2 separate regions of the Homo sapiens genome follow, and region 1 is linked to region 2. Evidence: chromatin loops called from intact Hi-C (ENCODE). Cell type or tissue: ascending aorta. All regions are shown on one strand. Each heading gives the region's core, and the rest is flanking DNA. Links, peaks and the distances in the headings are about the cores only.

Region 1 (4,400 bases), core at 74-4,073, 82 kb before region 2:
AGGTAAGAGATAGAGTGGCATAATGAGCATGCTAAGAGAAGAATTTTACTTTTGTGTTGAGAGAGGTATTTTTCTTACATTTATCTTTAGAGCCACATGTTAATGGGGGAAAATGCACAATTCTATGTGTTTATATTAAACTTTTTTGAAATGTGTTCTGGATTTTCTTGACATTTAAATAAAGATATTATACATTGCAGATAGCTTGTACCCAAGTTATTTCTACTTACTATTAGGGACATTCCCTTTGTTATATTTAATTTCAGGAATGCAAGAGATGGCAATAGTTGGAGCTATTCATAAATGGCAATTAATTAAAAATATAAAACATAGAATCTGTCTTGTTCAGAGTTGCATCTGTTTTCTGGTGGGCTTTCAGATGGGGGAGAAAGTTTTAGGTTGCTTTTCCTTGTGTAAAACAAAGTGAGCTCCATTTGAGCATCATCAAGAAAGCCAGAGGTCTCTAAGATTCCTAAACACATTATCTGTTGTTGTAGAAAGCAAGGAAGTGCTCAGAAAAAAAAAGTTATTTCAACATGACACAGAAGGCCCCTTGGCTTTCATTGGACAAATTTAGTACACCTCAAAATAAATAACAGCTTTTGAGGATTTTAGCACTTTAAAAAAAAATAAGTCTATGAGTTCATACTAATATAAACTGATTTAAACAAAGGAATAAGCAAACAAATAAATAGATAAGAAAGGTAAGCTCTTCCTTACAATAAAATGTTACCTAATAAATAAAGCAGGGATGATGGAGTTAGAAAATCACCATTTTCAATCATCATAATAATATTTAATCCAGGCAAGAATCATTAGTGATTATAAAACTAGTGTGTGAATGTTTTATGTGGGACAGGTTATTTATAGAATCTCAAAGTATCTCACCAGACACTATCAGTTGACTACAGGAAAATGCTAACTTTCCACTGGAAAAGTCCAATGGAAGAAATTAACTTAGACAAAGAATCAAAGTTAGCATCACCCATAATGAGGCAAACCATGATCGTCTGCCTCCTGATACAACGCACTGAGAAGGCTCACTCGCATCATATTCCTGTTCCAGGAGCATGTATTCTCTAAAACAACTGTCTCAGGCTCTTCAAAAATATCAGTACCATGAAAGAGAAAAAAAGGCTAAGAAACTGGTCCAGATTGAGTAGACATGACAACCCAGTGCAGTACATGATCTTGAATTTGATCCTGGACCAGGAAAAACATTAGTATAAATGACTTCACTGAGTTAGTTGGTGACATAATTTTACTATGGTTAGGCAAGAGAATGTTCTTGTTCTTAGGAAATATATACTGATATATTTAGGGATGAAGGGGAAATAGCGTCTGTATCTTACTCTCAAATGCATGTGGGTAAAGGGAGGAAAAAGGTAAGGAAAGGGAAGAGAGAGAAGGAAGGATGAGGAGGATGAGAAGGAAGAGGAGTAGTAAGAGAAGGAGGTGGGAGAAAGTGAATAAGTGAGAATGACAATATATAATAAAGCAAATGTGATAAAGTGTTGGTGGTTGGTAGATCTGATAAAGCTGTCTTATTCTTGCTGTGTTTTGGTATGTTGGAGGTTATTTCCAAGTAAACTGTTAAAGAAGAAGACATTATGCATGCGTGTTCATAAATGTCACTTCTAGTTGTTTTAGGGAGTGGTGGTCACTGAAGTGTCTGTGCCTAAAGGCAGGGGCTGTTCTCCAGTGCAGAGCCTAGTATCCGGCAAAAGTAGGTAGTTTCTAAATATCTTTTGGATGTTTGCATGGACCCCAAGGCCCTGAATTCCCTCGAGCTGTAAAATATTTATCTTCCAACCATTGCAAATGCCAATTGTAAAGAAATATTTTGCTATTTCCAAGTTCGCTTGCACTAGTTATGAGATGTTTTGCTATTTCCAAGTTCACTTGCGCTAGTCCTACAGCAATTTAGTTGTAGTTGGTGGGACATAAGCAGGGATATCTTACAGGCAGGATGCATGCATCTCTGCACTCTTCTTCCTGTAATCTGGCAGGAATATAAATGTGATGGTCATTTGAGAGGCCCTTTTAAGCCATGTGAGAGGAGCCATGTGCTAAGAACTGTAGAACATAAAGATGTGTGAGTTCTGGAGCTTTCATACTAGCCTTGGGCCTCTCACTCCAGGCTTTGTTTCTGTGTGAGAGATGGAAATGTCTATGTCCTTTAAACCAATGTTCTTTTGCTTTATCTTTCATTTGCAGCTGAAGCTAATCCTCAATGATACACCGTGCTTTCTAGAAATCATCATTGTTAAATTTTTGCTCCTCTATGGAGCTTTGTATTCAGTTTGCCCCATATGCACATTAATGATAGAAGTTTTCTGGTTTTATTTATATTCCCTTTCTGTTTTCCCTGAGTAGAATTTTTCTTATTGTGATGTGGATTCTGTTTCTGTACTTGAGTTGGTGGGTCATTGTCTGTGGCTTTGGTTATTTTTACTGCTGAGGCTACCTTACTTTTTTTCCATCATGATAAACCTTCTCCATTTTGCAAATTGCTAAATTGGTCTGAAAAGATTGTGAGAACTGGCTTTCTTAGGCGACTTCTTGTGCTGACCAACCCAGCTGGAGACCGGATGTGCAGAGGTAAGCACTTGGAATAATCAGAAAATAGGAAATTTTAACTATTCCCAGTTGCCAGAGACATTTTGCTTCAGTTGAAGGATTGGAGGCAGGTTTTTATAATGCTGGCCTTGCCTAGTGAGTTTTGTTGAGCAAATCTTTGTACTTTTTGGAATCCACTCATGTTTTTATTTGTTCCGTGGATGGTTCTTCCTCTGCAACTATTTATTGCCACTAAAGTTTGCGGCACAGTCAGTCCCACAGATAATAAATGGGTGTGTGTGCCCACAGCTCAACATGAATAGAGTGACTGACTTCCAGCTTGTTTATTGTTAGACGGGTATGTAACCAAGGAAGCCTAACTCTTCAATTATGTGTATGTGTGTTTCTGTGTAGTGAAATATGGGCCTGAAAATGGACCTTGCAGGGATATTGCATGATATTCCATTATTTCCTTTACAGCAATTATTTTTCAAATGTTACGTGAATGAGGATGGTATTTACTTGCATAATTTCATAGTTATGTTATTTCATGACCTGAATGCCAGCAGCTCCGCAGTTTGAAGCATCATTTCCTTCTGGTAGGCTGGCTGTATTGGCTCCCTGGCTAATATGAATTTGAAAGATAATTGATAATTACCTAAATGTAAAGCATTGCATTTGGAACTGCTGTGGGTGAGGTCTTCCAACTTTTTAAACTCTAACTAGCCTAGACAGGAATCAGCGATTGCTATTATATGCAAATTCTGTTTTTATTTCTACAGAAAAGAGAAGAAATAACTCTTATTTGTTCAGGTTTACCAAAGAAGTACCTGTCACAATTTGGTCTGCAAAATGAAACAAACAGAGCACGAAAAACAGCCCAACAACCAACGAAACTACAGCCAAAATGAAGGATGCAGGATAAAACATGACTTAAACATTCCCTTGGCCTAAGTGAACGTGGTATAATGGGAACAGGGTAGAACTAGGAATTGGGAAATTTTCAGGGAAGTTTTAGCCCTACTAAGTACTGTCTTTATAACTTTGGGCAAGTTACACAAACTTCTGAGCCTCAATTTCCCCATTCAGCAAAATGAGTCTAATAAAATCTACCTCATTAGCTTCTTCTGAGTGTGAAATGAGATAATATATGTAAAAATGTTTCATAAACTATAAAATACGTTCAAGTATTTTTTATCAGTCTGCTGATAAAAGGTGTGGCATAGCTGCCCCAGACCCCCAGTGCTAATTGTCTTGGTAAGCAGCACTGTAATTTGCACTCTAAGTAATAGTAAGTGTTAAGAATTTGTAAGAATTTTTAATGTAATGTGCACAAATCTATTCTGATTAAAACAAGTAGCATCTTCATACCTTCAGGATTATAATTGTTGTTAGTAAAGGCTGATGAGAGGGAAGGAAAGTAGGCAAGGCAATACAAGTTGCCTTTTTCACTTGAACTTGGGAATGAGGAGTAAGAAGCACTTGAGCTTATATCCACCACTGCATCTTTTACCAGGAGGCTTGGAGTGTTACAAGAAGCATCATTTTCATCTTGGCCTTGTTTGGGAGTAGGGAGGCACATGGCCAAGAGACAAGCTTTATGAAGTCATGTGCTCCAAAGGGAACACAGGAAAAAGGGAGTGCAAGAGACTTAGTCATGCAGAAGAGTTTCACACAACAGGTGGGCTTTTAAGAGTGTTGTCAAGGAGAAGATGCAAATGCCTTAATTAGTTTGGACAGCTCTTTTAAGTGTAAAGAAAAACATGTCTACTGGTGGAGATGGGCTTTGCAACACAACAGACCTGTGTGTGCGATTTTGATCTTAGGCAACTGAAAAGCAA
Region 2 (4,400 bases), core at 255-4,254:
AATAATTATCTTCTGGAAAGATTCTTTGAGACAATATAAATATCTTCATTCTCATCATATTTAGCCCACTAATTTTAGCCTTAAACAATGATTCATGCCTGAAACATTGCTATAGTGTTTGCAATATGGTAACTTTAGATTTTGATAATTTCTTCTATATTTATAAAAGTATAACTTTACTGTAAGGATGAGTTTCTTCTTTCCTCCCTTCTTTCGTTTCTTCTTTTCTTCTTTCCCTTTCTTTCCTTCCTTCCTTTTCTCTCCCTTCCTTTCCTTTCCTTTCCTTCCCCTTCCACTTCCCCTTCCCCTTCCCCTTCCCCTTCCTTTCTTTTCTTTTCAGTACTGTTCATTGATATTTTTTTTAGTCTAGGGTTATAATCCATTACAACCATTATTTATTGTTACTGAAATTGTCTAATGTTGGCCAAGTTGAGAGCTATTTCAGGTTATTCCCAGCGTTCATCCGACAAGTCCTCATCATTTTATGAGCACTATCTTCATTTCTAGCTCAACAAGATGCCCTGGGATCATCTTTTGCTTTTCTTGCCCCAGTCCTAGAATTAGCCATTTATCCAAGGAGAAGGACATTGACTATTAATTTCATAGGGAGTAATATCAATGCAACAGTTCAGTTTCAAAGTCAGCATGGAGATTAAAATCATGTAGAGTCAAAATTTTACTTGGGAATCTCTTAGGAAGGCACCATGTTAGAGGTCAGAATTTATTTCTTAGTCTGTTCCACTCAGCAAATTTTCCCTCTAGCATTGAGCAATCAGATGAAGCCATTTGAATGAATTAAAGGGCCATATTACTTGAAACTATTTTTTCTCTGAAAAATAATTTTAATGAGGTATACTCGACATATAATAAACCATGCATATGTAAAGTGCACAAGTTGGTAGGTTTGGATATTTGTAAACCTGCATGAGACCATCGCCACAAAGCTTTCTTCATGTACCTCACTCTCCTCTCTTCGTTCCTCACTATCCCCAGGCAACAACTGATCTCCTCTCAGTCACTATCCATTGATCTATTTCCTACAATGCTATATAAATGGAATCATACAGTATGTTCTCTTTTTTTGTTTGTGTTCTCAGGATAATTGTTTTATAATTTATGTTGTAGTGTGCATCTGTAGTTTATTCCTTTTCACTTTGTTGAGGAGCATTCCATTGTGTGGATATACCACAGTTTGTCCATTCGCTTGATGAGAAACATTTAGGTTGTTTCTAATTTTCTGCTCTTAAAAATATAGCTACTGTGAGCATTTGTGTACAAGTCTTTTATAAGGACATCTGCTGTCATTGCTAATTTTTCATTGCTAGACAATAGAAAACAATAGAATTTTGTATATTGATTTTGTGTCCTTCAACTTTGCTAAACTCATCCATTCTAGTAGTTTGCTTTTTTTTAGGTTATCTAAAAGAATTGTTGGATTGTCTACAAAGATAATCAAATTTTCTATGAATAAAGACAATTTTACTTCTTCCTTTCCAATATGGAGTCTTATTATTTCTTTTTATTGCCTTATTGCACTGGTTAAAACCATCAGTGTAACATTGAATATAGTTTTAAGGTCATTGCCTGTTTATTATAACATTGTTGTCAGTTCTGGGTAGGCTTTCATTAACTGGTTTATTAACCCTCATGGATTTTATTTTCTTCCATTTTTGCATGTCTCATGTCTGACAATTTTTTTTTTTATTTTTGAGACTGGGTCTCGCTCTGTCACCCAGGCTGGAGTGCAGTGGCTTGATCATAGCTCACTGCAGCCTGGAACTCCTGGGCTTAGTGATCCTGCCACCTCAGCCTCCCAAGTAGCTGGAACTATGGCTAATTTTTTGTAATTTTAGTAAAGATGGGGTTTCACCATCTTGCCCAGGCTGGTCTTGAACTCCTGAGCTTAAGCGGTCTGCCTGTCTCAGCCTTCCAAAGTGCTGGGTTTACAGGCATGAGCCACCATGCCCGGCCTTGTCTGGTGATTTTTGATTGGATGTTAGGTCATTTAAATTTTACCTTATTGGATACTGGATATTTTTGTATTCCTATATTCTTCAACTTTTTGTTGTTGTTAGATTCTGTTAAATTACTTGGAAGCAATCTGATCCTTTGAATCTTCCTTTTAAGATTTGTAGGTGAGACCAGAGCAACATGTAGTCTAGTGCTAATTTCCCCACTAGTGGCACTAGAACTTCTTTATTTCTCTACTCATTGCTCTGTGACTCATGAGTTTTTTCAGTCTGGCTGATGCGAGCAGGCAATGTAACTGGCCCTGTGTGAGCACCAGCACTCTAACCTCTTATTCTTTCCAGTGGATGTTGTCCAGCCTTGAGTTTCCTTTTATGCATATGCTGATCAGTAGTCAGCTGAATATTTAAGGAGACCCTCTGAAAATTTACAGAATTCTCTCTCTGTGAAGTTCTCTTCTCTTGTTTGTCCCCCCAGGCTTTCATCTCTGTCTCCTTAGCTCAGGGATTCCGCTGCACCCTGCTTGTGTTTCTCCTCCCTGCTCTGCAGCCTGCAAACTGTTTCAAGGCAGGAAGCTGGGCAGGTGTACATCTTACCTCATTTGTTTCACATCTCTCAGGGGCCACTGTCCTTCATTGCTTCATACCCAGGGTCACAAACTGTTGTTTCTTAACTTCTGGTTGTTTTAAGTAGGAGGGTCATCCCTGTTCATGTTAATTCATCCTGATTAAAAGTGGAAGTAAACAATATTGATTGTTAGCATTTTAATTGTATTCAGTGCAACAAGATACTCACACCACAAGGGGCATGTGGGAATAACTCAGAGAAGAGCAGATTTCTAAGTACTTGTTCATGTCCCATCCTCATTGAGTGCAATGACAGACAGACATGTTGACCTGTTTATATTGTGTTATATTATTATTCTATCATTCACTGACTCACACCCTCTTAGTTCAATTTTCATAATTTAAATACAGGTAGGAGTCAATTCAGCTATACTTGAATTTTTTTTTTTTCATGAGTAGGTGAAATTTTTGTTCTGTGCTCCTAGCATTTGGCGTTTTACATCAGGGGTTGCAAATTCAAATGCCTAAAAGGGACAAGCAAGTAATGTATGGGAGTGAATTTGGTAAGGCATACAATGACTATAAAAATAGCAAATGGTGTTTAGTATAAACGAGAAAGTTGGCAGGAGGGCAGGCAGAGACCATGGCCAGTTGCAGAGGAAAGCCCCTAGGTCAATAAGGCAGTTGCAACAGTCAGCTGGAGCTAATTGTTAACCATGAGGGAATGTTCCTTTTGCAGAACTTCTGATTTTTCAAAAGACATGGAAATATAGATTTCAGCTATGTATGTATCTCAATTTTTGAAAACCACTTCAAATTTTAACAACAAAGCAGTCTGTGAATTAAATAAAACTTACCTAGAGGCAGCTTGTAACCCATGTTTAACAATGAATTGTTTAACTGTTCACAGTTAGAAAAATGGAAAAATAACTGTTTACATATAGCAAAATGGTTTAGAAGATGACAGAAACTACTTAACTAGGAACATAACACATTTGTGTGTGTGCGTGTGTGTGTGTATTTCAAGTCAGTGACAAAATCAATGAATTAGTGAGTATACACACACACACACGCACACGCACACACACACACACACACACACACTCTCTCTCTCTCCCTCTGTCTCTCTCCCCACTGAGTAAGTGAGCCCTTCACAAGCCTTGGGGGCTTTTGCATACTCCTTGGGCACGGAGTTATTTTGGTTCCTCTCCCACATAATCACTTGAGAGACTCTGGGAAGGTAAAAAAAAAAATGCTTCCATGATCAAAGCTGCATGAATAAATATGGCTGTGTGAACATGAGTATTTTCAGTTAGCTTAATAATAGCCATTTCTTTAATAGATATAGAGCGCCTTTTAAATTTATAAGGATTTGGATGTAGGCCTTTAAAATTAAACTGAAACTATTTTGAATAAGACAGTGACTAGGATGAATTGTAACAAGAAGATAAATGCCAAATTGGTGTAGGTTTTTCTTTTCTTGAAATGCCAGATTGACATAAACTTCATAAGAAGGTTAATTCTTGAAGAAGAAGGTTTAATTTTGTATATGCCTGCTAGATTTTGGAGATTATTTGACCTATTTTGCATTAAAAAAGGGTCAAAGGAAAAAATAGACAAACTCTTAGCATGAAAAATGTTTATAGGTTATAAGTTGAACTAATATGTAAGAGAAAAATAGTTTAAAAAAGTTTAAATAAAAGGTCATTTTAAGTAAAAGTTTTCTTCTTTCATATCATTACTTTTAATTATATACAAATTAGTTGTTAAATATACAAATTGTTTAACAGAATTTTATTTTGATTTTATGTCATTTATTTCTGTGAAAAATGTTAGAATAAATGCTTAAAAGCAGAAATCTAAGAA

The links. Hi-C counts contacts between places; a loop is a spot of excess contacts. Peaks named below come from ENCODE experiments on the same cell type or tissue, not always from the same donor. Only the 100,000 strongest peaks of a DNase experiment are listed, where the experiment ranks them.
Region 1: it touches region 2 in a loop (2.5-fold over the local background); 1 of 110 quality-filtered maps calls a loop at or near these places.

What each region holds. Positions count from the first base shown.
Region 1 is chr2:229,244,994-229,249,393 of GRCh38, reverse strand. All of the region lies in intron 1 of PID1 (phosphotyrosine interaction domain containing 1), which reads left to right. Among named protein-coding and RNA genes, the nearest start is that of PID1, 24 kb to the left of the region's middle. In ascending aorta, for the core only: no CTCF peak of the experiment used is centred there; no DNase peak of the experiment used is centred there; H3K4me3 peaks cover 365 bases; H3K27ac peaks cover 2,667 bases.
Region 2 is chr2:229,162,889-229,167,288 of GRCh38, reverse strand. All of the region lies in intron 1 of PID1 (phosphotyrosine interaction domain containing 1), which reads left to right. Among named protein-coding and RNA genes, the nearest start is that of PID1, 110 kb to the left of the region's middle. In ascending aorta, for the core only: a CTCF peak has its summit at 2,179; no DNase peak of the experiment used is centred there; H3K27ac peaks cover 2,269 bases.